7 separate regions of the Mus musculus genome follow, and regions 1, 2, 3, 5, 6 and 7 are each linked to region 4. Evidence: chromatin loops called from intact Hi-C (ENCODE). Cell type or tissue: left cerebral cortex. All regions are shown on one strand. Each heading gives the region's core, and the rest is flanking DNA. Links, peaks and the distances in the headings are about the cores only. Region 1 overlaps Tmtc2 (transmembrane and tetratricopeptide repeat containing 2). Region 2 has its middle 25 kb from the start of Gm25143. Region 3 overlaps Tmtc2 (transmembrane and tetratricopeptide repeat containing 2). Region 4 holds the start of Tmtc2 (transmembrane and tetratricopeptide repeat containing 2). Region 5 overlaps Tmtc2 (transmembrane and tetratricopeptide repeat containing 2). Region 6 overlaps Tmtc2 (transmembrane and tetratricopeptide repeat containing 2). Region 7 has its middle 170 kb from the start of Gm25143.

What was found. A loop is a pair of places that touch in the nucleus more often than their neighbours do. Peaks named below come from ENCODE experiments on the same cell type or tissue, not always from the same donor. Only the 100,000 strongest peaks of a DNase experiment are listed, where the experiment ranks them.
Region 1: a loop joins it to region 4, with 2.9 times the contacts of the local background. A loop is called at or near these places in 2 of 42 quality-filtered maps.
Region 2: it touches region 4 in a loop (4-fold over the local background); 8 of 42 quality-filtered maps call a loop at or near these places.
Region 3: a loop joins it to region 4, with 5 times the contacts of the local background. A loop is called at or near these places in 3 of 42 quality-filtered maps.
Region 5: a loop joins it to region 4, with 2.4 times the contacts of the local background. A loop is called at or near these places in 2 of 42 quality-filtered maps.
Region 6: a loop joins it to region 4, with 4 times the contacts of the local background. A loop is called at or near these places in 3 of 42 quality-filtered maps.
Region 7: it touches region 4 in a loop (7-fold over the local background); 6 of 42 quality-filtered maps call a loop at or near these places.

The regions. Positions count from the first base shown.
Region 1 is chr10:105,397,532-105,402,110 of GRCm38, forward strand. All of the region lies in intron 2 of Tmtc2 (transmembrane and tetratricopeptide repeat containing 2), which reads right to left. Among named protein-coding and RNA genes, the nearest start is that of Gm46241, 57 kb to the right of the region's middle. In left cerebral cortex, for the core only: a CTCF peak has its summit at 2,072; a DNase peak (open chromatin) is centred at 2,013.
Region 2 is chr10:103,982,109-103,986,687 of GRCm38, forward strand. No RefSeq gene overlaps it. Among named protein-coding and RNA genes, the nearest start is that of Gm25143, 25 kb to the left of the region's middle. In left cerebral cortex, for the core only: a CTCF peak has its summit at 2,413 (motif pointing right); no DNase peak of the experiment used is centred there.
Region 3 is chr10:105,475,845-105,480,423 of GRCm38, forward strand. All of the region lies in intron 1 of Tmtc2 (transmembrane and tetratricopeptide repeat containing 2), which reads right to left. Among named protein-coding and RNA genes, the nearest start is that of Gm46241, 22 kb to the left of the region's middle. In left cerebral cortex, for the core only: no CTCF peak of the experiment used is centred there; a DNase peak (open chromatin) is centred at 2,201; H3K4me3 peaks cover 309 bases.
Region 4 is chr10:105,572,606-105,577,184 of GRCm38, forward strand. It overlaps Tmtc2 (transmembrane and tetratricopeptide repeat containing 2), which reads right to left and starts at 1,874. Exons shown (of 12, transcript NM_177368.4): 1 at 1,062-1,874. The coding sequence starts at 1,144. Gm15663 (predicted gene 15663) reads left to right here and starts at 1,946. Exons shown (of 3, transcript NR_038032.1): 1 at 1,946-3,082. In left cerebral cortex, for the core only: CTCF peaks have their summits at 1,468 and 2,887 (motif pointing left); DNase peaks (open chromatin) are centred at 877, 1,334, 1,892, 2,153 and 2 more places; H3K4me3 peaks cover 3,024 bases; H3K27ac peaks cover 2,161 bases.
Region 5 is chr10:105,189,935-105,194,513 of GRCm38, forward strand. Tmtc2 (transmembrane and tetratricopeptide repeat containing 2) reads right to left here. Exons shown (of 12, transcript NM_177368.4): 12 at 1-340. The coding sequence ends at 161. Among named protein-coding and RNA genes, the nearest start is that of Gm25422, 52 kb to the left of the region's middle. In left cerebral cortex, for the core only: no CTCF peak of the experiment used is centred there; a DNase peak (open chromatin) is centred at 2,327.
Region 6 is chr10:105,428,558-105,433,136 of GRCm38, forward strand. The region is part of intron 1 of Tmtc2 (transmembrane and tetratricopeptide repeat containing 2); the gene reads right to left. Among named protein-coding and RNA genes, the nearest start is that of Gm46241, 26 kb to the right of the region's middle. In left cerebral cortex, for the core only: no CTCF peak of the experiment used is centred there; DNase peaks (open chromatin) are centred at 2,624 and 4,370.
Region 7 is chr10:103,782,889-103,787,467 of GRCm38, forward strand. No RefSeq gene overlaps it. Among named protein-coding and RNA genes, the nearest start is that of Gm25143, 170 kb to the right of the region's middle. In left cerebral cortex, for the core only: a CTCF peak has its summit at 2,210 (motif pointing right); a DNase peak (open chromatin) is centred at 2,202.

The DNA of each region.
Region 1 (4,579 bases), core at 437-4,436, 180 kb before region 4:
TTGTTTTTCTTTTTTTTTTTTTTTTTTTTTTTTTCCTTAATGGCATAATCGTGATTTGTGGTAAACTGGAGTGGTAGCTAAGTAGAGGTTGGCTCATTTGTCTCCATTTAAGGACCAGGCCTGATTTTGAGAAGAAGGCCATAGGTACCAGCTCCAGGAACAGACCTTAAGTCCTAGAAATTAGGCCATGAGCCCCACCTCCAGGAACAGAGTATAAATTGCAGAAACAAGGTCACAAAACCCCCTCCCAAATAAGAGCCAGAGGATAACCACAAAGAATGGAGAAATATCTTATCTTGGGATGGGCCAGAAGTGCTAGGCAGCCCTATTTCTTCCTATGGCTAAATGTTCTGTTCATGACATGGGAATGTAGACCTGTAACCCCCTAGCACCTACCAATGAAATTTTAGATTACTTAATCCTTCTAGAGAGTTCCCCTGGTTCTCTATAAGAAGGCCTGTGGATCTTTGTCTTAGGTCGCCATTTTGAAGAGTGGTTGACCCCTATATGCTGGTTGTTTCTGCAGAATAAATGGTCCTTTTCTTTTCATAATATCTGAGTCTGGGGTCTTCCTTCAGCAATTTCAGACCCTTACATCATACCATTATAAAGCATCCCTACCCATCAAAGCCCCCCTCCCTCCATCCCTCCTTCCCTTCTCCCTCTCTCCTCTTTTTCTCTTCCTCCCTCCCTCCATCTTCTCCCTGCTTAGAGGCAGTCTTTTGCCCCACACACCCACTAAATATATCTCTTGCTTGAGATCTGTTGTATGATCCTTGAGGCACTCTTTAGCTCTGATTCACCAAGGTACTCTTCTGCCACAAAAGACACCAACACCAACCTTCTGTGCACTAAAAGTGTGTCACTGGAGGGTGTAATAGGTAGAGGGATGGGTTTTAATAGCCCTCTCCTATGATGAAACCCTTGTTTTAATGCAAATGATATTAAATTTAAATGATATTGAGGGGGTTCCCAAACGCCCAGAGTGGTTCTGAATATTAACCAAAATACCTGAGAGCTTTGAGGTTTTTACCTGTGTTCCTACCAACCTTTGAAACCCAAACAAAAGTTAAACAGACCCAATTCTCTTATTTAATAGCACAAAGTTTTATGCTGCAATCCTTAGTTTCAACCAGTTTGCCCCAAGTGGCTGGTGACCTTTACAGTTTGATATAACCAAAGAGGACTCATGAGGAACCTGAAGTCTTTTCTAAGAAACACACACACAGTCATCCCTACCTCATCTGCATCTGTCATGTCAATTAAATAAAGATGTTAAATAATGAAGTTCTCAAAACCTTTAGGTTTGTCTACAGATTTGTGGCAACAAAGCAACAGTACTACAACTTAAGTTTCTGTAAAAGGAATTTCATCTGAATAGCAGAACATTGTAAGGTGTCCAAAGAGTTTCAAGAAATTTCCAAAGTTGGGTGTGGTGGCTCACGCCTTTAATCCCAGCCCTCGGGAGGCAGAGGCAGGCAGATTTCTGAGTTCGAGGCCAGCCTGGTCTACAAAGTGAGTTCCAGGACAGCCAGGGCTATACAGAGAAACCCTGTCTTGAAAAACCAAAAAAAAAAAAAAAAAAAAAAAAAAAAAAAAAAAAAAAAAAAAGAAAGAAAGAAAAAGAAAGAAAGAAAGAAATTTCCAGCCAGCTAGAAAATACCATCGCCCTAGAGAGCAAAGTTTTTCCCTTTCAAGCCTTCGCTGTGAGGCAAGAAATCAAGTAAAGGACAGAAGGACAGAACCAAAATGCAGCTTCAAAGCTTGAGTGAAAGGGTTTGTTATAATAGAGGGTGTGGAGTCTGCTGCTGCAACAAGGCAACCCGGCAGGTTAAGGAAGAATAAAAGCTGAAAAAGAGATTAGCATTCACCTTCAGGTGATAACACAGACTCTTTGCCTCAAAAGACTGAGACATGAAGGCCGCACACTCCTGCAGCTAGCGAACTAATCTTCCTTCCTCTAAGCCTGGCTAAAAGGAAATGCAGTGGGGAAAGGATGGTGGGGGTGGAGAACAGGAAAGCCTGGCTCCTTTTCAGATATATAAGCAACAGCACCCTCCTGAGCCTGAAGGGGAAAAAAACCAGGCTACCGACGTGTGTCATAAAGACAAGACATTAATGGAGAGAGAGAGAGTCAGAGCCCAACCTGACCTGGTAAGTGTACTCATTTTCAGTCAAAAAAAAAAAAAATCAGCTTTCGAATGACCCTTGAAAAGTGATTATCTTTCATTTTTCAGTTATGAGCTGTGGTGAACAGGACAGCAAGTATTCCATTTTAGTTTACTGACATGTCACCTAACTATTCAAAAATGGCCGAAGCCATGCTGATTAACCACTCCCTAAAGTAACAGATGAAACCTTCATGAATACAATACATAAACGCTGGGGCCATCTGTTGAGTTAGTTACCTGTGTGCAGGTGTGTGTTTGTGTGTGTAGGTTGATGACTTTCGAGTGTGTGCATGTGTGTGCCCTCACTTAGGCACGGCCTTGCGGAAGGCAGAGGTAACACTGGGCATCTTCCTCTGTGCTTGATCGTCACCTTCTTTTTCTGAGAAAGCGTGTTTTACTGAGGCTGGAATTTGCGGACTTAGCTCTGGACTTAGCTGGATGGCCAGCAAGGACCTGACATCGACTTCTCTGCTCCCAGGCACTAGGCTTGCAGTTGCCCACTAGAATGCAGGGGATCCAAATCCAGGTCCTTCTCCTTGGGTGGCACACACTTTCCCCACTGAGCTATTGTCCTATCCCTATTATTAGTTACTTTTGACCACTATGACAGAATGACAGAAGCATCTCCAGGGTTAAATGTGATTTGCTTCCCATATCAGAGGACATAATGGTTTGAATAAGAGTCCCCTAGGCTCATATATTAAAATGCTCACCAGAAAGTGGAGTTATTTGAGAAGGATTAGGTATGACCTCCTTGGAGGAAGTATGTTGGTAGGGGAAATATCCTAAGCTCACACCTAGCCTAGGGTCTCCCTCTCCCTTGCCCTCCCCTCCCTCTCCCCCTCTTTCTCTCCCTACTCCCTCTCCCCTTCTCTCTGCCTGCTGCATATTGCTCTTAGCTACTCCTCCAGTGCCAAGCCTGCCTGCATGCTGCATGTGCCCCGCCATGATGATAATGGACTAACCTTCCAAAAACCATAAGCAAACCCCCAACTAAATGCTGTCTGTTATAAAGAGTTGCCTTGGCCATGGTGTCTCTTCACAGCAAAAGAACAGTAACTGAGAGACTGAGACTAGACCTCTCAGGGGAAGGCATGGCAGGCTGGCTCTGAAGGAAAGGAAGGTTGCATTATAGCCAGACAGAGCTGGGTGTGGCAGCGAAATTCTCTAACTCAGGAGGTAGGGAGGAGCCTGAGGAACAGTTCAAACCAGCATCACTAACACAGGGTGTCAGAGGTGCGCTAAGCTCAGGAGATCTTATTTCATCAAACCAAAACCAAAGCAAAATTCTAAACAGAAGTCGGAGCCTGGTTACCCTCAAAGGTTTGTACCACTGTCTCTCCTCCAACAATCAGACCCAACCTCATAAAGGGTACACACTATTCCAAACACATGGCTGAAGTGGTCACATTATGTCACGAAAAGAAATTATACACAATGAGCAAAGAAACCGGGATATTTTTGCCTGTCTCTTCAAAGTAAGAAAAGTAAATGTTCCAAATAATTTGGAGCTTTTCATTTCATAGGACTTATGGAAATGAACCCAAAGCATTCATACATAAGCTGGGTGTAAACTGACAACATTATGATGCTTTTATTCACAAGGTTTCTTCTCTTGGAATGTACAACCCAGCACATACCTTCCTAACACATATATTACACAATGGACATAGGTCCAGGCAGCTATACAGTAAAAACCAAGAAATTGTTCTCAAATAGCTTGGGTGTTAATACTAACAGACTCAGCAATTTCAAATTCATGAAACTATAGCATTTCATGATGTTTTTACTTTTTATGAAGACAAAAGTTTATTTTGGGTGTTTTGTGTTTGCTTCCTTTGGGGGCTTTTTTGAGACAATGTCTGTCTATGTAGCCCAAGCTGGCTTCAAACTTCCAGTGGTCGTTCTAAGTGTTAGGATTACAGCCATGCACTACAGCAGCCACGCAGACATAGAACTTTTAGAATTGATACTACCTGCAGCAAAGGTCTCCGTATATCTGTACCCGGTGTGTGCATTCTGGGTAGCCAACAATTAAAGAGAACTCTGGGTATTTTTCTGTTTCTTCACTTACTGAAAACCAACTCAGTCTTTATTATTATTATTTTTTAATGTCCTCTGTTTTCTTCATGTTCTCCTTGCTTTTTTTTGGAGAATTATGAAAATGAAAACCATGTAACAAAACATAGGTGTCACAGACTCTCATATCAATGGCGATCATGACCACTGCACCTTATCGTCCTGGCATGGATAAACAAGTAGAGGAGGGGCGGGGAGATGCCCTTTGGAACAGAAACACTGACTTCGCTAATCAAGGTTATAATTACTGAAGAAACACAAATTAAATCCTGAATTCATGCTATTTTACTTGTTGCAAGAGTTATAATCGGACCAGCAGAGCATACGGG
Region 2 (4,579 bases), core at 201-4,200, 1.6 Mb before region 4:
ACTTATTTGATTGTAAACATGATCTGGTTAAGAACAATAGCAAAGCCCATTGTGTAATGAATTTATTTATTTCACCTAACTGATTAAATCAAAAGTAGAACTAAGGGATATTCAAAGTTATATGTTCCCAGAAACCTGATAATAATCTAAGGGCAGTTAAATCTGGTTATTATTCTTGGAATATGTTCCATGCCAAGTGAACTGGCTATTATTACATATTCAGTGGAGGATAACAAGGGAAGTAGACTTTCTAGGAATTTCACATTTAGATTGATTGTGTTAGGTTTCATTTTGAGAGATTCAGTTTTCTAAGAATTATGTGTTATCCTTAGCTACACTTATAAATATTAATTTATGTTTATTGAACTCACAACTTCATAGCACACATATGTGACTGCATTTACTTTTTCTACAGGATTAAACCTAATATCACAGGCAACAAAATAAATCTTAAAGTACTTACATAAATTTAGAAAATTTTAGTGATTAATTTGTTCTCTTTTTTGACTAACATTCTTTCAAGAGAGTTCATATTATGTAATGGGAAACTGATAACATGAAACATGGTAGTATAAAATTAGAGTTGAGTGTATCTGTTTTTCCAAATGCCTACTTTTCATTAAACCCCATTTCTATTGCCATCTTCATGCAAAGAGACCCACATCAAGCTAATAAATGTAGGGAGTTATAGAATAAAATCAACACAGGATGGAGTTAAACTTGGTGCACACAAACACTGAACAGGTTTGTTGTTTCTCTTGTTCATTTATATCCGTCCTTGCTATATTTAGTAGTGACATTTAATGTTTGGATTAACAATATTGTTTCTGGCTGCACAGCTGCCCTGAGGAGGACAAGGAAACAGGAACACATCGCTCTCATCCTCGCCAGACAAGTGACCTGAAGCATTATTTTTATTGGGATTGATTCAAAATTGTTCTCAACCTCATAAGAATTGCTTTGTTCCACTCTAATGTATGGATCCACATTCTTCCTTCTCATTTATTTAACTTTTGTCAGGTCTGTTGGGTACCCTCCTTTTAAAAAAATTTCTCCCATGGTGTTTATTTAATGCTGATGATATAGTTTTCCTTATTCTAGACTAATAGATAAACAAACCTCATTTCTCTAGAAGCAGAGCACGCGGGTGGCATTGCAATAACTGGACCTTAAACTCTTCACATTCTAATGAATAATTAATGTGTAACTTTATGAAAATAATTTTTGGTAGAACAATTTTCCAAAAGACTACTCCTTAAAATTATAGTGACAGAGGCATAAAGGGTTATAAAAGACCAAATACTAAGGAATTACATTAGCCGTTATTAACTAGCTAATTTTACCATAATTGTAGCTAATGCCAAATTTTCATCCCATGCAACAATAAGTCTATTTCGTTGTACTACCCAGGTTTCGGTATTTCAGTTGTGCCCCTCCTAGACACACAGTTATACTGTGCTTCCTGTCCATGTGAATGCAATAATAGTCCTTTAAATTGTTTTCTACTCATGAGATTTGATTATTTTTACTACTGTTCTCAAGTTTAGCTATATATCATCTGTTCTTTATCAATTATCACTTAAAATTCTTTGTCTAATTTTGTTTTCACAATTTTATTTTGCAGAGAATACTATCAGCTATATATTAAAATACTCACCATTTTTAAGTTTCTTAACACATTCTTAGAATATTCACCTTAACAGTTTTATTGATCATGTTTTTGGATATACCACATTTCTTCTTCCGTTATCTACATCATCCCATTACACTTTTTTGTTGTGTGTTTTACCTACTATATATATATATATATATATATATATATATATAAATCTAATTTATTTCATTTTATTTTAGATGATCACTTTTGTAAGACACTATAGAATGAAGAAAAGAGATGATTTAGGGTTACTCAATTAATGCATGATTTTAATGATATATTAGTAAGGCTTAATCTCATAGTCAACCTTATGTGAGTGTCTTTATGTGTGCATTGGAGAAAGAATCCAGTACTCAGAAGAGGCTTAATTTATGGGACTTAAGTAATTACATGTTTTAAGAGGACAGTGAATGATAAAAGCTGAGGTCCAGTGATGGTATTTATAGTTATCGTTCCTGTAGATTTATGTCTCATCGTCATTTTTCTATGATTCTGTATACATTTCCTGCACCTATGGTAAACATAAAAGAAGTAAGTAGGTATTCCTTTCTCCTCTTTTTGTTCAGTTGAATGCTTTTAGACATTTGGAGCTTTGTATGTCAGCACACACATATTTTATAAGTATATGTATGTACACACAGAGAAACTCTGTTAATATATAAAACTATATTAGTTCTTGTAGGACATGTTTCTAATTATATATCTGTTATACACAAGGGACAGTTTTTTTCACTTAGAAAACCACTAGGTGGCATTACAAACTGTACTGTTTAATAATGAGTTGATTAAACACATAATAAAGTTTTGTTATTAAGCACCTGTTTATAATTTATTTCAGATACTCTCAGATGGAATCTACCTCTATTTTGGATAGTAATCATGTGAGACTTTGGTTAAAATTAGTATTCATAGAAAATTTTATAGAAAAATCTATAAAGTCGTTGATGTATGTCATAAGACTGAAGGACAGCATTTGAGAGCCATTACTCTGTTATATTCTGACTCCCCTGGGACAGCATAAAATCCTCACAGGGTTCATATTTCTAAAGCACACCTGTTTTTAATGGACATGGCCTTTAAAAAATCAGAATAACAATGAAAGCAGCTTAAACAATAAAACTTTTAGAACAGTTTAAATAAAAATTGGTATAGTTAATTTGAGGTAATAAGTTATAGGGAAATTGTTTTGCTGCCATTCGTACTTAAAACATTGAGATATGTAGATTTTTAAAGTATTTACATGATGAGTTATTTCACTTAGACATACAGTGGAAATAACTTTCTGTCCCTGAGAAATATGGCTTTTGATTTAGATACATAAGTAGACGATTTGGGTATTATCTCACCAGTCTTGGGAATGAATATGCACACTTATGAAAGTAGATGAGAAAGAAGCCTCAGAAAACAGACAGAAAGTCATGAATAAATGTTTGTAAAATATGGATTTTAAAGACATATTGGGAATGGAAGAGTTACACTTCCCTGTTTTGACATTTTGTTGTTGATTTTGCAGCTATGAAAGAAATGGGACTTCAGATGAGAGGGACAGATATCAGTGCTTCTCACTGGGAGAAATTTAATGGGAAATTACTTTAATTGAAATCTACTAGAATCTGGAGGTTGTTTTAGAATACTTCTAGTCACATGAATGTGCCATGCCTGCTTATAATAAAATTTGTAAGTAATGAGTGCTGCATACATTTACCTATCAGGAAATACATATTTAGTAAGTATGAGAAAGAATACAGAACTAGAATTACTTTAAACAATTCTATTCACAGAGAAAGTAATGAGCATAATTCCACATTAATAAAATTCTTCTCTCTTAAGTGCCACACTGGAAGCTAAAAAGAGTGTTAGGAAGTATAGATAGGGGTTACATTAAAAACAATTGCTAAGAAGTGGAACCAAGGAGATGATATTAGAGCAAACATGGATTTGTTGTAAAGCTAGGGGATTATTCAGGAGACCCACTAATGATGTACTACAGCAAATAAGAGTAGACAAATGATCAGAAGTTTACTTGCTTCTCTCACCTAGTTGCCTGGCAGGTTCCCAGAGAAATGTCTGCTGCATTTGGTGCTATTATAACAGGATCAGTGTGGAGGTAGATTAGAGGAGAGAGATCTTTGTGATTTCTTAAAGGTGGGGCAGAGAGGAGGGAGAGGCAACAGCCAGTAGCCTGCTAGACCTGAGGATGAGATGGAGTAATGGATGGGAGGTGAGTATGGATGGGTGGAAGTTTGCAGTTAACTTAACTGTTTTCCTGGTTAGAGTGGTCTCAGGGTCCTGAGGGAATGTCTGCTTGAGTTGGAGATTGAAATAATGGGATGACTGGGGAAAGAAAGTTTGGAATCGAAGATCTGTGTGATCCATTAGCAATGAAGGGAGAAAGAGGGGTCCTAGCCTGGTTTCTTCAAAGGTGCTGGGCATGAGACTATGTATTGGATTTGAGGAGTGGGTGGAGAGGAGATGATATTTAGTCAGCCTACCTCCTTCCCTATCCTAAAAGGTTTCATGATATTTAAGAGCTCTATTCTAAAACATACATAATTTCAAGTGGTTTTATTAATGAGAAGGGAAATGTGGTGTATTTACAACTAAACTCATCAGAGAACAATCTTCCATTTGCTACATTATTTGTTCTTTGGCAAGGAGGAAAAATTTACCCACTATGCAATGGAACTTACAGGGATAAAAATGGTTGAGATTTCTTACTCTGTGTAATGTGTAAAAGATTGCATACTGGTCTCAGCAGTCAAACAAGGTTTATTTTATTAAATAACTTGCTTTGATCTTATTAATTTTACATTGAATTCAGCAAACATTGAGGCAGAACTAATATAATATTAGTGTTTACCATTTACCATTCATGATTTACTTTTAACTTTTGCCCTTTGCCATTGTCATTGGTCATTTTCC
Region 3 (4,579 bases), core at 428-4,427, 97 kb before region 4:
GAACTAACCAATAACCCCAGAGCTCCTTGGAACTATACCACCAATCAAAGAAAACACAAGATAGAACTTGTGGCTCTAACTATATATGTAGCAGAGGACGGCCTAGACGGTCATCAATGGTAGGAGAGGCCCTTGGTCCTGTGAAGGCTCTATTCCCTTAGTATAGGGGAATGCCAGGACCAGGAATGGGAGTGGGTGGGCTGGGGAACAGGGGGAGCGGGGAGGGGATAGGGGATTTTCAGAGGGAAAACTAGGAAAGGGGATAACATTTGAAATATAAATAAAGAAAATATCTAATTTAAAAAATGAAGTAAAAAAAAAAAACAGCCCTGGGAACGTGAAATAACACCCAAGAGCTTCAAATGCAGGCGTTTTCAGGAGGTGGCTAGGCTAGTAGGCATCAGGCGAAAGGTCAGAGAGAAAGCACGCTGGAAGGTAAAGCATTTCTTAGGCAAAGGATGAGCAGTTAAACTATGGCCAGTGCATTCACCCACATGACAAAACCAGACCTACACCCTACAACATTGGCAGTTATGCTGTTTACCATTAGAAGGGATGCCAACGTCTTTCTTCCAGGTAAAGGCCACTTCAGAAGGGAAGGGACTTAGTAACTCCCCTGCAGATTAAATTTTCCAGGAATGCAAAAGGAGTTGTCTAACTTGTCACCAATTGTTTGACATTGAGGAGCCTGAAAATGATCATTTCCCCGACTAACCAGGCCTACAAGTAGGAAAGAGCATGATGTTTTGACTGCCATTTGAAACGTGTATCTTGAGGAGGTGTCCCTCCTCCAGCCGGAGCAGAGCATGACCTGCACTCTGCCACTAGTTGCACTAAGTGGCTTCAGAGCCCAGTAGCTGACCCTAGTGTCCACATCACAGAGGTGTTGACTGCCACCCCTGTCATCCAGTGCTAGAAATAGGCTCATTCAGGCAGCTCTGCCAAACTCAGATTAGGTGAAGTCCTGAAACTGAGCAATTACTATACTAAGTATACCAAGAACGGAAAGGAGCCAAGAGACAAAGACATGATTTTGGGTGTTTTGTTTTGTTTTGTTTTGTTTTGTAGCACAGTGACTAGTTCAGCAATCTATTTTATACAAGAAAAATTGCTACCCACTTCATCTAAAGGGAATCTTCACCTGGAAAAATAAAACAAAAAGTGCAATCAAACAGCACTCCCAAGCCAAATGAAAACAAACATCTCAGATTAGAGAAATCTCAAATCCAGGCTCTAAAACAGGGGAAAGGAGACAAGCAACTCCTATAGAGCAAAACCTACTTCTTACCAACAAACATTTTTAAAAGAGTATTTTTTTACTGTGTGTGTGTGTGTGTGTGTGTGTGTGTGTGTGTGTGTGTGTGTGTGTGTGTACTATGTCTATGCAGGAATACATGGAGAGTAGAGGAGAGTTTTGAACCCCTGAACTTGGAGTTCATTGTAAGCCATCCACTATGCTTACCGGAGACCAAGCTTGGGTGCTCTGTAAGAGCAGCAGGCATTACTAGGAGCTGTGCCGTCTCTCTAGCCTTGACAAACTCATTCTCTTCCTTCCCATCACATCTCATAACAAAATTACATGAAGGGAAGGATAAGGAACTGCACGCTTATCCATCAGGATTCTGTGTATACTGTTAAGAGACCATGTCTCTCAAGTGTCCAGATGAGGAGGAACCTATGTTGTGACTTATCCCAACACAGTTGGTACTTGTACCTGTCAGGGACAGCATTGCACTTCAAGTAAATGTTTCTCATAGTCTATGGCAAGGAAACGTTACTGACGGGATGTGCTCAGTGTTCCCGTGCCTAAAATCATCACATTAAATCCTCACTGGCCTTGGGTCCACTTATTTTCCATTTGAAATATTTTCCTGACCACTGTGGCATGTTCACCGTTATCCGTTCTTCCGTCTTTCTGACAATCTCCAGAACTCAGCAGGACCTGCATCTGTGCTCACGAGGGTTGCAATCCTTTTCTGATGATGCCCTTTGGAATGATCCCAATTGCTTGGCAGAGCCAGGCGCACCTCCTACATCTGGTGGTCGCCAGGCTAGAGGACTCAGTTGACTTTGCCTGTTCGCCATTTCTTAGCGGGGTTTAAACAAAAGCAAAAGGAATGCCTCTGGAGGCTCAAGTAAATCAGCTGGCGAAGAGAGATGCTTTAACACCTCGAAAGAGCATCCTCGCCCGCCCGAGTTAGGAACAGCTGCTGACAGAAATCTGGGACAGGCTTTCCCTTAAAGTCAACTGGGAACTTCTCGGTTCCAAAAGCAAAGAAAACCAGCTGAGGACTTCAGGAGTTTGGGATGTGACACAGAACAGGCTGGGACCTGAAGAGCAGGGGAGTCCTAGCAACTCCGATGAGGTAAGGTGATGAGGATGCGATTATACAGTCTCCAGTGATGCTGAAGCAACAGCAGAAAGGACCGGACATTAGTTCCTGAACGTGAAAGGGCTGGAGAAGACTGTGAGGGAGAGAAAGAGAAGCAAGCTATCCCGTGATTATTTCTCCCTTCATCTTAGGAAGAACGCAGCTACCCAGATGATAAGAAGGGTGGACTGCAGCTAATGAGATCATAAAGATGGTGGACCACAGCCAAACAGATTACAAGCACAAATATGTAAAATAATTCAGAGGAGAGAGGAGTCTGGGAGGAGCATAGTTACAATCCTAAAGCTGCCAAGGCACTGCTAAACTGCCCCACTGTGCTCCTACAGAAGATCCTAGGCTACCAAATGGGGCAGTAATAATTTAAAGCCATGCATAAATAAATACCCAATAAATTAAGGAAGTTTAATATCAGTTTGGCTTATAGTTATGTGTAAATTCAAGGGTACATATGATATTTTGGTATTCCCATTGGATTCACAAAAACACCAATTATTTCTCTTATTTAATAACAATAGCAGTAATAGTAGTAGAAGTAGTAGTAGTATTAATAGTAGTAGTAAACGTGCCAGAAGTGCTCTCTTGCAATCCTTGGAATCAAAGAATGTTGTTACAACACCAACCATCCCTCCCATTGAAGTCAATTACTCAAAAGATACATCCAAAATTGTTACACTGCAGAAGGTTCACATTGATGATATAGCAACTCTCACTTTCTTAAGAAAATTCAGGACAGATGCCGGGCGTGGTGGCACACGCCTTTAATCCCAGCACTCAGAAGGCAGAGGCAGGTGGATTTCTGAGTTCGAGGCCAGCCTGGTCTACAAAGTGAGTTCCAGGACAGCCAGGGCTATACAGAGAAACCCTGTCTCGAAAAACCAAACAAAAAAAGAAAATTCAGGACAGGCTTTCATAAAACATTATTTCAAAGATTAGAAAGTGAAAAGTCTTTTCCTACCTCTTGTGAAAAGACAGTTTTGGAATCCATATTATCTCTAAGATAGGAGAAACACTATCAGAGGGAGCCAGATTATTATTATTATTATTATTACTATTATTATTATTAGCCCACTGTTATAATGAGGCTATTGAACTGCTGGATAAATGTTCCTAAGCAGTGACAAGAATTACAGAAACACAAATTCATGCCAACAGGATCACATGAATTGGGTCAGAGATAATTGTAAATGATGATTTTTAAGAAATCTAAGTGAAGCCACTTGAGAAAGTTTCCCAAGTCCTAACACGACAGGGGATCCTATAAGTTCATTTGCATATAAATGGGTTTCTGTGGCATTCAAACCCTGGAAGAGGAAAGCCTAAACATTATCACCCACAATTCCTGAACTCCTTCCTCCTTTCCCAAATCAGAAGCAGTTGAAACAACAGTTCTCATACATCGAAAAAATACAATTCAGAAAATATGTCTAATGACTGTTTATAAATAATATTCCACACCTATCATACCCTACCCACCGACCCAAAAATTAGCTCAGGGGGGAAAAAGCAAACTACAGAAAATAGCAGAAATACTGCATACATACTAAACATAACATTAAGAAAACGTGTTTACCGGTTGCAACTGGGAATGATAAGTAAAACGTACAGCCCAATGCTTCAATTAAGCATGACGTTTGTTAGCAGAAACTTCCTGCTGGATCTCACTGAACACAAACGGAAATGGGAGTGCAGAATGCACGCTGCATCGCTAGCCTGTCTCCTGCAGCCTGATGAGGACAAATATGGCACATTAGGCACCTTCCATTTTCTCTGCCTTGTAATAAGAGAAGGGTATGCATGAGAGATTCATTTTGAAGCGTTAATCATAAATCAACTGTGGCGTAAAAGGTGAGTACAAGTGTTCTTACAAAGAAAATAAAACAACTGCTCTAGCAGCACTCCCTCCGTGGTGCTGGAGCTGTTTCCGTTGCAAGGCATAGGAAGAATATAAAGAACAACAATAACAACAACAAAACCCTCAGCTTTCAGGGGATCGAGACTTTCTGTACAGTGGCTCCAGCCCTAGACACCGAAGAAGACAAAGAGATGCGCTGAATCAAAAGGCTCCCAGGAAAGGAATGTCTGCCTATACATATAAGACTAACTCATCACCACTACTTCATAAGCAAAACAAAACAAAACAAAACAAAATGGCAGATCTATTTATCTATAAGGAATATCAACCAGGG
Region 4 (4,579 bases), core at 413-4,412:
TATTTTAATTATGCATCTGTTTTAATTGTAATCAGATTAAGTCACCGGAAAGGCACAAATTGGGAGTTGTCCCTAATGGCTATTGGAGCTTTTCATCAGTTTCTAAACACTAACAATATATTTTAAAAATAGGTAGAGACATCAGCACAAGGGTGATATTTTTCCAAGCATCAATGCAGTTTCTTTGACAACACAATCCGGGTCTCATTAGCCACCCAAACTAACCCAAATACAGAAGACAACTTCTGTCTCCAGGGCGTCTTCTTCTGCAATTAGCACCAGCGAATCACTAATGTCTCATGCAAAACGCCCAAACAGAACTGAAAGCCCACGTTTTTATAAAGGAATTCCCCATGATGCGTGAGCAAGGTTGGGGGAGCGAGAGATACAACCAGCAGCGAGATACAGCTCAAAGTTTACTATCATACACGTCAAAGAGAAAGTTGACTCAGAGTACGCGCGCTCTTTCCTCTATTTGGCAACTGTCATATGTGCGTTTAACTTCGAGAAATCAGTGTCCTATCAATAAAAGGAAACCACACGGGGAGGATCTTCTAGGGGTGCAGAGGTGCTTCCTTCCAGCCCACACGTAAAATCGCTTAATATGCTTTTTCTTTCTTTCTTTCTTTCTTTCTTTCTTTTTTTTTTTTTTTTTTTTTTTTTTTTTTTTGCACCAAGGTATACCAAGGATTGTTATTGGAATTTTTACTTTGGCTGGTTGTTTGTTTAACGTGGGTTCATTAAACAGTCTTCCAAATTGCCTGGATTTCCGCAAAGAAACTTAAGCGCCTGCCAACCAGCAAGAAGCAAGCAAGAACCTGCTGCAAAGTAGGAGCGGAAACTCGTTCGGCCCGCCCAGCGCGCCTGCGTCCGTCCCGGCTGTTTGCTTTAGGTGTTACGGTTTCCGTGTCGCCTAAACCTTCAGGTGCAGATACCTGTCCCCCCAACCCCGCCCCCAAGACGCGCTTCAGCCTGACAGCAAGCAGTACCAGAGCCACCGAGGAGCCCCCACCCCACCCCCGTCGCACCGCAGCCATTGCCCCTTTCTCTCACCCACTTACCTGTCATCGTAGCAGAAATCAGCACTCAGGGTGTTGAGATACAAGGCGAGCCCCAGAGCGCTGCTCACCAACTCTGCAATCATCTCTCCACCGCCTTCCCTCCGGCTTGGCTCCCAGCGCGAGCGCAGCAGCGGCAACAAAAAACAGAAGCATCAATCCCCACCTTCCGCCGCCTTCTCCTCCTTGGCTGCACTTTTCCCCGGCTTCCCCGCCCGCCTCCTCGTCCTCCCTCCTCTCCTTCTTCCGATCCCGGGCTCCTCCTCGGGGCGCCGGGCTCCGCTGTTCCTGCGTGCTCCGGGGGTTGCGGGCTCACACCGCTCTCCCCATACCCGACAACCGCGAGAGGCAAGCGGCGATCGGCTTCACGCCCCCCGGCGGAGAATCGGGGCTTGTCCTTTTCCCGCGGCTCGCGGTCCCCACCCTAACCCATGGCACTTTGGGACGCCCTAAGGTAAAGGACTGCGGAGATAGAAGAGTGCAAGAGGGGGGACCAAAGGGCTGGACAGAGCGAGGATCTGGGACCAGCGGGAGGAAAGGAGAGACAGAGAGAGAGACCGAGAGAGAAAGGGGCGGGTGGGAGGGACGAGGCGAACCGCCTCCCTTCGCCGCCTCCCGGGCGCACGACTCCGGGGCCGTTCGCAGCAACTCGGCCGCCACCGCGGCTGCGGCACATTCACTCTTTATTGGTTCCCTCCCGGACCCCTCTCCAGTGAAGTGAGAAGCGGCGACTGGGGACTCCAAAAGCTCCCGCGTGGGGTTCTCGTCGCGGCCCCACGCGCCTGCGTGGCCAGCCCACCACCCTAAGCTAGCCCGGCCCCTTTCTCCACCCAGATCCTCCCCGCAGACTCCTCCCTGTCTACCCCCACTGGCTGGAGGCTCCGCCCACTCTTCTAGCTGCTCCAGCCTGGTACTCTGGCCCCACTCTCTTCTTCATCTTCCTTCACCTTCTTTTTGACTCTGGAAAGCCTCCCCCAAAGCCCAGGACAAAGATGACTTTTGGAAGATTGCCCAAAACGATAGCTAGAGTGTGCCCTGGGCTCTGGGAGATGGAGGAGAGAGGCGACAGGAGGAGTCAATGGTTTGCCCAGTGCTGCGGGGAGGCGCTTTGCACGCTCTAGATCGCAAGCCAAACGTCTAGTGCCAAGAGCTGTCAGGCAAAAGACTGGTCAGCTGGAGAGACTTCTCGGGACGCGGAGAGGTAGAACAGGTTTGCAGAGCGCTGGCAACCTCGGTTGACACTAAGGATCTATTGCCCCGCGCGCGCGCGATGCGTGAGCTGAATTGGGATGGAAGGGCCTGTTGAAGAGCCAGGGAAGCAGCGTTTAGGAGAGAGTTTTCCGAGGCCACGCCGTGACGGTCGACATTAATATTAGTGGAAAGACGCGTGCCCCGCAGTAAGATCATGAAAAGGGATCCAGGAAATGAAAGAGGAGAGGCAAGAAGGTAAGAAACACCCACGCGTTCCTCAGAAATTGCGTGGGGATGGGTGTCTTTAGTGGTTCAGGACTGTCAAGCTGACTCTGAGACTATAGAAGAGACCACGCTAATGCAACCCTCTACAACGGCATCCTTAAACCCAGCAGAGCGGAAAGCTAATGCCCTTTCCTTTCCGCCCGGATGCAAGACTGGATGGAAGGCATCCAACATGATGAAATACGGTGCAGAAGAATGGTCTGGGCAGAAGGAGCGCTGGGTACTAAAGTTGCATGACCAAAGAGATCCGAGAGCTGTCTGCCACACCCCCTTCCTGCCTGGTTCCCTTTCTGACTGCCCTGGTCGCTCCCTTGGACTATGATGAACACGACTGCAGCGCCCCCTGCTGTGGGGAAGCTACAGGGCACAGAAAACACGTCCTTGCAGGGCTGACTTCCAACTTCCCCTTTTGCACCTAACCAGCAAGCTCTTCAAAGATAATAAGGAAAGTGGACTCCCTGGGTATGTGGCAGCGATCTGAAAAGTTTGAACGCCTGCAGAATAAGGATGTCTGACTTCACAAAGAAATCGTTTGGAAACTGACAAATGTGTGTTCAACCTCCAACAGGCAAATTGTGATTTGATCAAAATATTATGAGCACGTAGGAAGTTCTCAAATAATATATTGAAGATGGTGATTCTTGTTCTTCAGTGCTCCCCGGTATAATGTATTTTTTAAAGTTTTTTTAAAAATCATACCAGTTGCTCCATTCGGATCCTCTCTGACCTTCTTCTGAGCTTATGTATTGATATTGGATCCTGGGGCACTGGGGGAAGAATAAATACTTAAGTCAGATACCTAGATTTGAGTATCAACTCAGCTATTAATTATTTGAGTAAGTTGGGGCCAATCACCTCCTTCACCCCTCACTTATAAATACTACTTTGGTTGGGTGAGTTTCCATGTAAATAAAGCATCCAGAGGGGGACTGGTAAGTGCAATAAGTTAGCTGTTATGATTTCCAACGTCATCCTTTTACTTCTTAACTAATACTTAGACATTCCTCTCTAAAATACATACCATTACACCCACACTGTTCCACTCTTAGTCCGAGCCATCACCAAAATACACCCATCACATCCACAGAGCGTTAGTATCTCCTGCACAAACTAATCTGATGGCCTTGTAAATGGTCTTGCTTCTACACCTACCGCCCCTGCTCCAAGCATTTACTTGAGGCTCCAGACAAGCAGCTTTAAGTTCAATCACTCCACTTAAGCGTGTGTAGTGCACATAGAATAAAACTCTCTTAGTCTGGCTCATATGGTCCTCCCCCTCTTCTCAATGTGTTCATCTGTGTATGCCTTCTCTGGAACCTTCTTTTCTCTCGTACCTGGAACTGTTTTCTCCCCAGACATTTCTTTGGCTACTTTCCACTATCTTTCAAATGGTATTTCTTCAAAAATTCTTTCTTGTATTTTATAAAGCACACACACACACACACACACACACACACACACACACACACACACACATACACACCCCTCTTTCCCATCATCCTTTATCACTTCCTTCTAAGTATCTTTGTCTGCTTGTTTGTTTGTTTGTTTGTTTGTGGAGTTTTGATTTTTTTTTTGAGACAAGGTTACTCTGTGTAGCTCTGACTGTCATTGAATTCACTCTGTAGATTAAGCTGAGCTCAAACTCAGAGATCCATCTGACTCTCCCTCTAGAGTGCTGCTATTAAAGGCCTGTACCACTACTACCTGGTGATAGGCACACATCAGTTTATTAACTAATCCCTTGAATTTCCATTCAATCTTCATAAAGCTTGTCCCCTCATCCACAAAGTGCCCAGAGCCCATAGCATCTGAACATTGTAAAAGAAACTTCTAAAAAAGGGTAAACAAGTAAACAATAAGAGTATTTAAGTGTGATTATAGAAGAGCTGAAAGCCCACAAATATTCATCAGGAAGAAGAAACTAAATTGTTGTCTATGTTAAAGATGCCAAAGCCAGAGGGAAGAAGGGTGACATTTCTTGAGTGCATCACTTCCTCGGGAAGATCCATGATAGGAAATCACACAAGGACAGCTTCTTTCCT
Region 5 (4,579 bases), core at 415-4,414, 380 kb before region 4:
ATAGCAAAGTGGATTCTCCCAGCAGTGGCAGTAACCATAGTGACCTTTGTCCTGGGCTTGAAGTCGCCCTTGAGCTTTTATCACAGCACTCCTGGGAAGTTCTGTCTGTTAATGAAGCCAGCTCTGACAAGCGGAGGAGGAGGAGGGGAGTTCTCCTGTGTCAGGTCTTGGAGGTCTTCAAACCTTGCTTTTCCATGATGTTCCACAGCTTGCGGAGATTAGACTGAGTGATGACATCATCTGGCTTGAGTTGCAGGGCCCTCAGGTAGTTGGCCTCAGCCTTCTGCAGTCGCCCATTGAGATGCAGAATGGCCCCTAGGTTCATGAGAGCAGCAGGGTACTGGAAGAAGAGAGAGGAAGTGATTGATAAAGAGGCCATTTCAAGAGCTCCTTCATGGAGGACAAACGTCCTCAACCTCTCAGGCACGATTCCCATGTTTAGAGGCATCTGATAGAAGTAATTTACCAATTTATAGAAATAGAGACAGGAAGTATGCCCATCTTCAAACAGTAGATATGTACTCTAAATAGGATTAGGATAGGCAGTTAAGAAATGTTTTTTGGGTTTTTTTTTTTTTTTAATTTTCTTTAATGGAAAAGCATATATACATTAGAAGACTAGATATCCCAGACAACCTGTTTTTGGGAAGAAACAAGTATAGCTTAGTGACAGAGTGTGTACCTGCCGTGCCTGAAACTCAAGGTTCAAGTCCCAATGCAACAAAACAGAAAACACTTATAGCATGGAAACCTTGTTTATCTGAGTAAAGCCAACGAACAAAAATGTACTTCAAAAATGAGAAATCTGAGTGCAAAGTGAAGCTATCTATGTCCATGTTTTATCTTCTTAGCTATATTCTAGGCTTTCTGTGTATAAACATTAGGCTATGGGATTTACTAATGGTTTCAGAATGGAAGCCCTGAAAAAAAAATTAAATTTAAATTTAACATCTTTCTGAAACCTAAACTAAAATATTTCCTGGCAAGACAAGACCCACAGGTTTAAAATTTTAAAATGGTTAGATTCTCCTAATGCTGAATGTTTATATAAATATATCAAGGAAAACAATACCAAACCAGATTAAACATATGGCACAGGAAAATGTAACTTCAATAAATCCATTTTATACTACTTGTTGAAAAATACTTAAGGAAGAATGAAAAAAGAAAAACTAAATAATACACCATTTTAGTCACTGTGGCAAGTAAAATATAAAATTGTCATGTAAAAGATTCAGAAAGATTTTTTAAAAAATTATGGTAACCATAGATTACTATGAGGATTTTTGTCTCCAAATTCTCAGATACCTGTTCATGAAAGTCTATTGTGATGGGAAAAATATTTTGCTTTCTCTCTACAAATAGAGAAACTGCATCCCTGTTTGTGTCCCATCCTTAGAAGGCTCTTGTTAATAGGAAGCAAACTTTTTGGCAGCTACATAAATGCATAGTACATATATCAGATAAACATTGTTTATATGCTATGATTATGAATTCATTTTTGCAGACAGTATCTGCCATTAATTGTCCTTCACTCTACACAGAAACCAAAGATAATGTCAAACCATTCTATGATTTGGTATTTTTAAAATGCATGCATTTTTTTTAGCTGAATTCAATTGATCCTACTGTTTACTGTAAAAACAATTACTTCTGAGCCAAAGAGTAGAATCATGTAAAACCAACTAAAGGAAAAGCATGATCAAGTTTCAAGCTTAAGAGATCTGGGTTTGAGTTCTTAACCATCCTGACCTTGGTGACATGGCCTAAGAGCCTTGTATCCCAATTTCTGAACGTTCCTAGAGAAGTATGTGGCAGAATACCTTCACAAATTAGACATTGCAAATGCCATGGTCAGCTTTTTCTATTCTATTAAATGCTTCTTGGTAATTTTCATAATTTTTAGTTCAGTGGCTAGAGAATATCTCTGAATACACATCAAAATTCTCTTAAATTCTAAACTGCTAGCCATTCTTTTCAAGCTTTTCTACATTCTTATTTTCCTTCAAATTATATCACAAATATAAGCTTTGCCTGACTTTTCACTAATCTTTTGGCTAGAATGACTTAATACTTATGAAGAAAAAAAATACAGATGGTAAGTTTCTAACTTTAAACACTAATTCAAATCTACCCAGCTCTAAATTGTATGGCAATGTCAAGTGCTACACTGGAAACCAAATTAACACCGCCTACATCATCGTCTACAGGAATTCTGCTATCACACCACCAATATTACCTGGAGCTCCTCTGATGCCTGAACATATTTCTGAATTATGACTCATCACAGTTCTTAGCATGACTGTCACTAACACAGCTCCTAAACTTTGGTATACATGTATTCAGAGCCTCAACTACTAGAGATGCTAAATATGGGAAGGAGAATCACTGTTGGCAGCCATTCCTTGTTAACCAGAAGTAGGAGAAGCCCAGGAACTGGGCTGAGAGAAACCAGATGGCTCTGTGGGACAGCCTTTATTTCCTCAATTACTGTGTTACTAATATGCCTCTACCTATAGTGTATATGCATCAAACTGCAATAGACAAAGCTTATCAAGACACTCACAGATTAAGCATTCAAATGGCCTAGGTTCACATGGCAGCAGTACCACAAAGAAGAAATGTATATCTGGGCAGGTTGGGTGTTGTCTTGGGATTGCAATTCCTTGTCCAAGTTTGATGACAGAAGAATTTGCTTCATCTAGTTACTAAAAAGATTTTCTGAGAATGAAATCATATTGCCTTTTCCCTTTCTCTCCCTACTTTGCCTTATCACTTCAAAACTGCGAACCAAAATCTCCTTCCAAGTGTGTTCAACAACATGCACCAGGCCTTCTGGACTGCTTGGGCCTGTGCTAACTTTCTAATCTTTTCCAGGTTGTTCCTCTCACGGGCAGAAATAAAAACTGGGTGGGGAAGGACATCAACCAAGTTACACACATTACTGTATTATTGTTTCTCTAAACTAGAGCCCAAGGCTTTTCTGTCCTTCCTATCACCAGTTGCTAAATAAAATATTAGTATTTAGTATTATTGTAAGAAAACATACAAAGGAAGTTACATTTGTTTGTGGATGATTTCTAGATGCTGGTTATAATTTTGTCACAAATTTGACCTCAAGGAAATTCATTCCTATTTGTTAACTGTTTTCCGTAAAGAATAAAAAATGTGTAAAACTAGGTATATGCATATTTAAGAACATCGATACTTTAAGTGGTTACATATTTATTTATCATTATAACATTTTGTAATGAATGCAAATACCATTTCTATTAGGGAAATTACTTTAGAAATTTAAAAATCTGTATAGTATACTGCTTCCAACACCCTATAGCTTCTCTGAGATAATGGCAAACAATGAAATGTACAAAGGGTTCTGCTAAAACGTCACTGAAGTAATGGATATTGGCACCTTAAGTACCCGCTTTCAAAGCATCAACACTGACTTGCACATAAATAAATGTTTAAGTCTTTGTTAAAAAAACCATATATTAACAGACATGGTTTATTTTCCAAAGCCTGTCACGTACACCTACCAGAGCAGTGGCTGTGAGGATTAATATATGGCCACTGTCCTGAGAACTTCTGGCCTTCTAGCCACACATCTAAGTTCAAAAAATACTCCTGGCAGCACCTCAATGCAGGGCAGGAGAGGAGAATTTCAGGCCCCACTCATGGAGTCAGAATGTGAATGTTAACTAGGTCCTCAGGTTCTTTTTATTCCCACAAAAATACTAGAAGGGCTGTTGTCAAGGTCGCTTCTAGATCAAAGATGCTATCATCTTACAGCTTTTACAAAGAAATTGCTTAGACTAGGTAGAGCCTGTAGAACAGACTGTGTCAGATCATATTATCTATCCTCTTGTAAAGTAGAACTCTCCTTTTGGTCATATAATTACTTAAGACAGTAAGTGTCCAGATGAAATTTTATTAACAGAGCTGTAAATGATTAAATGCTAGGAGACAGAAAAAAAGGCTGTGGAGACAGCGTGTGATGGGTGTCTAAACAGCCTGCAAGGCTCTTTAGCTATGGAAGTGGATGCAAGAATTTAGGGTGGAAGTCTGTCCTATTATGTACTGGTGGCTTTGCTCTCTGCCATCTGCAACCCATGGGTTGGGATGAGACACATAAAGACAAGCACCAGTGTCTTCCCTCATACACACATGGTCTTTATTGAAGACAGCCGATGAAAATTTCAATGTGTTATCCATGGCAGGCAGCAGCTTACAGCCCTGTAACACAGGGCTCCTGGTTAAATACCAACAAAATGAGACCACCTCCTTCTTTGCAGGCTATAACAGTGGACCAGACATCGATTGTTTCCTTGAAGATGACAGATGTGTTACATCAATTGGGATAACTAGCAGCCATGTGGAGGCAGCATGTGACGTCTTTCTCAAGTCTCTGGAGAGTTGTGCCTTGTTATTTTACTGTGGTCTTTGGCTTGATTCTCTTATGTTGGAGGAGGAAATTAAAATGATGGATATCTACTGGGGTAGGTTAGAGCAATGGCAGCAAGATTGTGGAGGTCTTCGTGGAGTCCAAGCTCAAAAACTTAAACGTTCTTTGGGAACATGA
Region 6 (4,579 bases), core at 395-4,394, 140 kb before region 4:
ATTAAATAAATGCACAAGGCATGAAATGAACAAGCAGAATCTAAGTACGAGAATGAAAGATAGTATTCAGTCAGAGGAATCTAAGCAAGACACATCTGACTTTTCACTCCAATCCATAAAGAGGAAACTACATTCATCTTTTATCTGAAGCAACTTTTTCTTTTTTTTTTTTTTTAATTCATGCGCCGTGTTAAAAATGCACATCTCAGGACGTGCAGGGTTAGCCAAATCTTGATTGAAATCATTCTTCTTGGGCTTCCTCGCTGTGATTCCCCTTTCTCATCTATAAGCCAGTGCTGATGCAGGTTAAATAAGATAACCAGGTTAATTCCAAAGACTGGTGCCTAATACACAGTGGACACTTAATAAATGACTGTATTGGGGCTGGCAAGATGGTTAAGCAGTTAAAGAGCATTGGCTGCTCTTCCGGAAGACCTGGGTTTAATCCCATTGCCCACATGGCAGCTCACAACCTTCTGCTGTGCCAGCTCCAGGGGATTTACTGCGTTCCTCTGGCTTCCACTGGGACAGAAATACATGCAGTATACTGATATGCATGTAGGCAAACCATGCAGACATATACTTTTCAAGAAAAGTGAATAAGTGACTGTCCTGAACTCTCTGTGTGTGTGTGTGTGTATGTGTGTATCTATACACACACACATATTCTCCTTGCCTTTTTCACTGCCATACAAGAGTACATTTTGTTTCTGTTGTTTGTTTTTGTGTCGTTTTTAAGCTAGACATGGTGACATATCCCCATAATCCAACAGTCGTAGAGGCTGAGAAATTAGGGTTACAAGTTCAAGGCCAAACTCAACTTTGTTGCAGTCTCTCTTCAACAAAAAGAGCGCCACATTTCTGAAATGTCAGTACATGTACAGACTGCTTTCAGTTGCTGATATCATTTATTATTCTCTTAGCACACTCATATAACACCTTTGGTCATTTTTTTCCCTAGTGAACCTGTGCTAAACTGCCTCTGGATTGACCACAAGTTAAACCCATAAGCTAATCTAAGAATCCAGAAATGGTATCTACAGCCATCTACCTCGGCCAGGATAGAGGACTAAAAAGTTAAGTGAGATGATCAAAAAGACACACACAAAAAAGAGAAAGTCACAGTGTTTGGATGTCGCATCCTGAGTAGGTGATTCTCGGTAGCAGCTTCACCATAAGAATGGCAGTTATTGCACTACCTCTTAGACTAAGATCATCATTTCATGTGAAACATGATATTGTACTCTATAAACACTGATATTTTAGGTATAAATTCAAATCTTGTAATTTCTTTGTATGAGACAGAAAAATAATTAGTTCAAGCCTTTCAAATCACAGAAGACACTTATTTTCAAAGACAGTACATTTGAGTACACTGGAAAGACAGATAATACACATTAAAACTCTGCCATACTTGCAAGTAAAAGCTGCAGATCAAAATAATATTCGTTAGGGATCTTTTTACATTTGCCATGTGAGCTAAACCCAAACATGCGGGCTATGATCATGATGGCTTAGACTGCGACCCAAAAAAAAGTTTAAGATCACAAAGAGATCTTTGACCTAAAGGGCAGTGTCATCACCTCTACTATGGTCATGGTCATTTTATGCAGAGAGAAATGGATATTTTTAACAGGTAACAACTAACAGTTAACTTGGGGAAGACAACAAAGCAGAGAGACTCACTTGGTTTCTCAGCCTTGTTTTCTAATTGTTTCCTCTCTGAGGGTATCCTGAGGTTATATTCAATGTTCCTAATGGGAGTAATACTGTACAACATCCCAAGCGCATTTAGCACTTTAAACAGGAACTCCAAACTGTGCTGTCTTTAAAAGGCACAGAGGTCATTGGGAAAGGTCATTTATCACAGCTTCAGTGAACTGGCACCAGGCTTTTAGTGAGCCACGGAGATAAGGCATGTAGTCTTAGTAACTGAATAGCCTTTCTTTAATTTTTAATGCCTGTCCACTTCACAGCTTCCAAGCAGAATCAATGGCTTCCTTACAGTATCAGAAATGGCTTGGACGGCGAGTACACATGCGTTTTGACAAAGCAGGGAACAAAGTCATCTGTCAGCACTGCATTTCCGTGAACATTCGCGACAGGTTACAGAGGTTAAATATTAAGGCATCTTCCTTGTCACCCGAAAGGAAAAGAAAAAGAACAGTAACAACCTCCCCAGTGTCACCCTGCAGAAGAGTTTAAGTGAAAATAAAGACCGCGGAGGAGACACGTGTTTTCTATTTCACACTCAGAAAGCACACGCAGGTATAAACGTGCCCAAAAGGCAATGAGTTCGTCTGGAATGTGAAAGACCACGGGGTTCACACATCTAAAGACCAACAGTTGTTTTAGAAATTAACTACACCGTCTCTTAAACTCCTACACAACTTCTAAACTGATCCAGGTGTTATCATCAGGATAGGAACAGATGCAGTGTTAGCAAATTGAACAGTGAAGCCAGCTCCAGCGTGGCCTAATGGGCTCCACATGCTGAAAATGATCAGTTTGGTAGGAAGCACACTCAACAAAAGCCTGAGTTTCCAGCAAAACAAGGGGCTCATTATCAACATTAAGTCCATGGATGACTACTTGGGGACAGAGGCTGTTTTCACACTGATTATGATTGTGAGGGAAGAAAGGATTGTGGGAGAGTAATTCAGCACCAGAATAACAAAGCCATGGTTGTCGAGGGACTGGTGATGACATGACACCAATTTGGTCACCACAATATAGTCAGCACTGTTTGTGCCAGCCAGGCTTTGTCCTGAAATCACATCTGGACCCAAAAGAGATTATAAGTAGAAAACTGAGGAAGGACCATATACTAGTGGGAGTGTAGACCTTTTTAGTCTTCAAAGTATATGTGTTTTATGCATATGTATATACATAGAAGACATAATGATGTATATGTAGATATATGTATAGATATAGAGATAACTATATGTATTTATAAATATATCTAGGATATATCTATATATCTCCTATATATATGGATATTAATACATATATATAACTATTTATGTATCTATAGGTATATCCAGAATATATTTATATATCTCCTATGTATGGATATGGATATAGATATGGATATAGATATCTCTATATCTATACATATATCTACATATACATAGATATACAGATACATGTATATGTAGATACATGTATAGATATAAAGATATCTATACCCATGTGTGTATGTGTGTGTGTGTCTGTATATATATATATATATGTATATATATATATATATGTATGTATACATATATATATATATGATATATATCCTATAGTATCACTAATATTTTTTCACATAATTTCAGGGACAAAAGATGAGACATCTCTGACAAGACTGCATAGGACGTAGCAGAGGTGGAAAATCCCATCACTAGACTGGTTGTCACAGAGCTGTTTCTACTATACCAGAGTCTCTACACAGGAGCACCTTGTACGTGAAAGGGCATTCGCCATTTCCATTCATAATTCATGATTTCTAAAAAAAGATGACTTAAGGCTAATCTATAAGTAAAACACTGCACAATAAAGGAACACAAGCTTTGCTCAATTCCCTTTGGTCCATTTCTTTTGCAACTATTGGTACTGACTAAAATGTCTAAATGATGTTAAGTTAGGGCAGCACGCTGGAAAGCTGTGTGGAGCGGAAGGGGCTTTGGCCACTGAGCACTTTGTATCTATTGACTTTACTATTGACTGAAAGCCATATAACTTTTTAAATAACAACTTCAAAACATCCCATTAAAATAACATCAACTTCTTCTTTCTAATCTTTCTTCCAGAATGCAACTCCTATAGTCAAAAAAAAAAAAAGATAATGAAGTGTGAGGCACAAAAACATCATCTCTCACATAAAGTGATAGAACCAGAATTGATATTCAAAACTTAAAGAGAATGGGAGCTAGGTTTGTACAGGCTTGCTTGCGCTAGGCTCAGGAAATTGAGTTGAGGAAAGAGGTAGCTATTTACCAATTACAATGCTCATACTAGTGCAGCTATCTAAATACCAGGTACCACAACAGAACCGCTACACATGACTAATGATTGCTGAGGTAAGTATGAGTCACATATACAAATGGAGGGGTGGCGAACTTGCAGAGAATGCCTAGGCTTTAAAAGTAGATGAGAATGGAAGAAAGGGGTGGGGGATGACTAGGTTAGCAAATCGTAGCGCTTATGAAAATCATACCAGAATAAAGTGACTAGCACATTTTATAAGTTGAATTTATAGGAATAAGGAGTCCAGAAAAATATATAACTGGGTCCGAACTCAACAGTTACAGAGGGAGAATAGGTGCATTAGCACAGCAGTCACGGAGAGCCAGTAGAGAAATGTAGGAAAAACAAAGCCTCGGTGAGTCAGAAATACAGCCAACGCCACCACCAGTCAAACGCCAACTCAGACTTCCGTAAAACATTCAGAATAAATGATCAGAAGGTTTTAGTGTAAAGGATCGGGATAGAACGTCCAAACTTTCCCTAAGTGTTGCTCTCCATCTACAGAGTCATTATCAATATTACTGCCAATTTGCTACATATTAAGAAAACGATGGTAAAAGCCCATGCT
Region 7 (4,579 bases), core at 379-4,378, 1.8 Mb before region 4:
GGAGAAGTAAGTCCGAAGAGTGTAAAAAATTAAAGAGATGTGATCCACTGTGAACCTTGAGGTTCAAAAGTGGTAGACAATTAAAAGGCAAATACTGTGTTGTTTTTTTTGTTTTGTTTGTTTGGTTGGGTTTTTTGAGGCAAAATAGAGAAAAATGACATAGGAGAGACGTTGGTTCAAACATACTACACTCACTTCCTATGGGTGACTAGAGATGACATCATGCTTCTTTCTACAACATGAAAGTAATCTGTAGGGGTACTGGTTAGACCAGGAGTATGGAAAGTGTTTAGATAGTGATTCACAACATTTATTATGTGTTTGTGAAATAAACTTTCATAGTTTCCCCTTCTTTCTCATTATTCATTTTTGATTCTCCAGTGTTTACATTAGTCTGACTCTTCTTTAAGATGGGCATTTCCTTATGAACCTGTAATCCCCTTTAAAGTGAAGAATGTTGTAACATCATGTCATACTTTGGCATGTGAATCATTCCCAAGTCTATAAGCCCCTAGTCTGGTATAAGCTCTAGTTAGCAACCAAGTGAACGTTTCCATATAGTGTCTACCCTCATTCATGTCAGGAATTGCTCACAGTGTGAGTTTGGGTAAATGAAGAGAAGAAAAGGTGTACTCTTCTCGGAGATGAAAGTGAGAACTTCTGTCATGTTCTGGTGATAACTTCCCTCCATCACCACTAGTAGAACAAACTTGGAAGTTGGCCCCAGTCTTATAAATTGAAAGCTGCACAAATATTGTCAAGGTGGTTAATTTATTTAACCTCTAGTTGCTTTCTTCAAAAAACTTGAAAGCCTGTAAACTTTCTGTTGGCACCAGGAGTAAAATGGCTATGCAAGAAAAAAAAAAAAAACACTCTTACAAATCTACTACTTGGTGCCTATCTTGGATAATTTTATTCTCATCTTTTTGTTTACTCTTATGGATAAATGAAGCTGTTCTTTTCAATTTGTTAAAAAGTAAAATGTATCAAAACAGCAAAGATATGCAATGAGATACCTTGTTCTAGTAAATGCTAAACCAATATGGATCACTCTGTATTATTATGCTCAAAGTATTTATGGATGTGGTCTCTCATAATCCACATATCCAAGATTAGATGGTTACCTAGAGGAAACACAAAGGAGACTTGCCAAAACACAAAGGCAAAATAATTCTGTATGAATTTAACAGACAACCTTGTCTATACACACCAAGAATAAGCATTGCCAAGTAAAATATTATTTCTGCAGTTTGGGATGCCCTTGGAAATTTAAAAATTGTTCCTGATCTTTAGTGAACTGTTTATGATATCAAAAACCACAAACTAGTGTGGAATCATTCAATTCAATTCACAGTCACTTTTCAGCGGATAACTGGTAGAGATAGTGATACAGTCAGCACTGAGAGGTTTCTATAGCTTATCAGCCAGAAGATCTGCCCCCTGATCTCACATTAAACACATTCTTATTAAGAGCCATAGATTCACTGCAGAAATGCAGTATTCCTTAACTGCATGATGTGCATCTCTTGATTACTATTGACCATTACTAGATAAGAATAGTTGATTTCAATGCCATTTTTGGTCCTATCACTGGATTTAAAGATAAATTTAAAATCCCTCTCTAATGATGTTGCAAACCTCATTTCAACTTTTTTGGTGGGTGGGATTGAATCCTGTGTATTTAATCTCCATAGATTGTCTTTTGAAAATTATTTTTAGTACTTGCTTTTACTATCTCATCCATATTTTAGAAATTATCTCTTTAAGAATGACAGATGGCTTTAGGCTCCTATTCTACTACAGATCAAATGTATCAATGTGTTGGAGGAGAGAAGCTGATACAGAGAAACTCTAGTGATAAGTATATGAAATTAAACTTCAACCTGGAGGAATCATGGGAATTCCAGTAGCAACAAAATGTTAGTTTGTCTGAATTTCTGAAACAAGGAGATGGGTGTATGTAAATAGTATACCCTGCTTGACATTTAGACAAATGAAGGCAAGGTCATTTAATCGGAAAGAGGAGGAATTTCTCTTTACCAGATTTTCTATTTCATTTGAACTGACATCTGGCTCTAATTTTTCTTTCCAACTTAAAATTCTTTTATTCACTTGATATTGGTTCAAAGTTGACATTTTTAAAAAATCTTGCATTTTAAAACATCTTCATAATTTAGAACACAGAATGCTATTGCCATTATCTGCACACTAGAGGGCACTAAGATATGCTAACATGGCATGCACTCAGAATGATACCTTAGATAACTTCTGAGGAATCATTCTTTTCACTTTGAAATCTTTAAAAAAGACACAGAAAAAAATATAGTTAATACTACACTATAGATATTAATTTTTTAAAAAATAGCATGAAGCTATCCATTTTAAATTACATTTTCATTATATATATTGGTTTAGGTCTAGGATCAAGTGTACAATGGCAATCGTGTCAACTTTTAATTTAAGGTACATTTTGGTGAATATGAATGTCTTGTTATATTAGATAAAATCTTGTTGAAAATTTCCTATGAATTTTCCTAAAGTTATACCTCTCAAAATCAACTTAATAATGTCTCCTACTGATCTTTAATGTTAACTTTTAAACTATCTTGATATAATTGCATCAATCTAGTATAATTTCATTGAAAACACAATAGCCTACCATCGCAAGGTCTGAAAAATAACCAGCTATTATTGTTGTTGTTGTTGTTGTTGTTGTTCAGGACATTAACACTCACAATGAATATATTTGCATTGTCATTTTACGGTTTATAAATGTGCTCAAAACCACAGTGGTATTTCAATTATCCGATGACAATTTTAATTTATACTTTTCTCAAATATTTCAAAATACTCTACACTATTTCTTGAATTCCTTTCTCTAAGCATTTTTAGATTCATTTATAAGCAGCTGATTTTCTCCGTTTACCTTTTGGCCTTCTTTATTATCTACTAATAAGATATGAGAACAGGGATTTTGCCACCTGTGAATTGAAAAGTATTCATATTGTGTCTAGATTTCGGAGCCATTAATCTAATTCTCATCTTCTTGTTGATGTACAGAGTAAAGAGTCAAAGGAACAGAACAGAGAGACATAAAAGCAAGCAAGCATAAAAATGTCACAATTATAGAGCAATAACTGAAATGAAAGATTTAATTACAGAATTTATCATTTTGATGTTTCATTCTGATTTCTTTCTTGTTTTTGAAAACTGTGAGTAAAATAATTTGTCTTAGTTGGATAACAATACTCTAAGAGTTTGTCCTGAAACTCCTGGCATGGTCTCTGGGTACACATAGCTGAATAGGTAACTGCTAGTAAACAACACAGACTTCTGAACCTAGAAAAATGCTCACGCATACCATTCTGCACTTCAGAATGAAGCTTCCTTACGTACTGTCTTTAATGCAGTCCATTCACTAGAGCCTCGCCATATCTGCAGCTGAGAACCACATGCACTCTAGCTGCAGTCAATAGAAGAAGATATTAAAAACAAATATAAGTTATAAAGATTGCCTAAAGTAGTCTACAGTTTGAGAAATGGTTTGTCAATGCAATATGGAATAAAACAGCAGGTTTGACATATCGGTGCAGAAGTTGCAACTCTGAGTTTTGAAAATGTGTGCATCATAACAGTATGATGTCCCTTTGTTACTGGGTTACCTCAGTCACAAAAGAACACACATGGTATGTACTCACTGATAGTGGATATTAGGAAAAAAGCTTGGAATACCAACAATGCAACTGACAGACCATATGAAGCTCAAGAAGAAGGAAGGCCAAGGTGTGGACTTGAGGCCCTAGGGAGTGGGAGGGCTTGGTGGAAGTGGGGGTAGGGGTAGAAGTGGGGGTGGAAGTAATGAGAGGACTGTAAAAAATTAATAATAAAAAATAATGGCTTAGTAGTATTCCATTGTATAAATATACCACATTTTCTGCATCCATTCTTATGTTGAGGGACATCTGGGTTCTTTCCAGCTTCTTGATAGTATAAAGGCTGATATGAACATAGTGGAGCATGTATCCTTATTACAAGTTGGAGCATTTTTTGTGTATATGCCCAGGAGTGGTATTGCTGGATCTTCCAGTAGAATTATGTCCAATTTTCTGAGGAACCACCAAACTGATTTCCAGAGTGGTTGTACCAACTTGAAATCCCACCAGCAATGGAGGAGTGTTCCTCTTTCTCCACATCTTGGTAGCATCTGCTGTCACCTGAGTTTTTGATCTTAGCCATTCTGACTGGTGTGAGGTGGAAACTCAGGTTTGTTTTGATTTGCATTTCCCTGATAATTAAGGATGTTGAACATTTTTTAGGTGCTTCTCAGCCATTCGACATTCTTCAGTTGAGAATTCTTTGTTTAGCTCTTTACCCCATTTTTTTTTATAGGGTTATATGTTTTTCTGGCATTCAACTTCTTGAATTCTTTATTTGGATATTAGCCCCCTAAGACTGGCAAAGATCTTTTCCAAATTTGTTGGTTGACGTTTTGTCTTATTGACAGTGTCCTTTGCCTCAGAGAAGCTTTGCAATTTTATGAGGTTCCATTTGTCGATTCTTGATATTATAGCACAAGCCA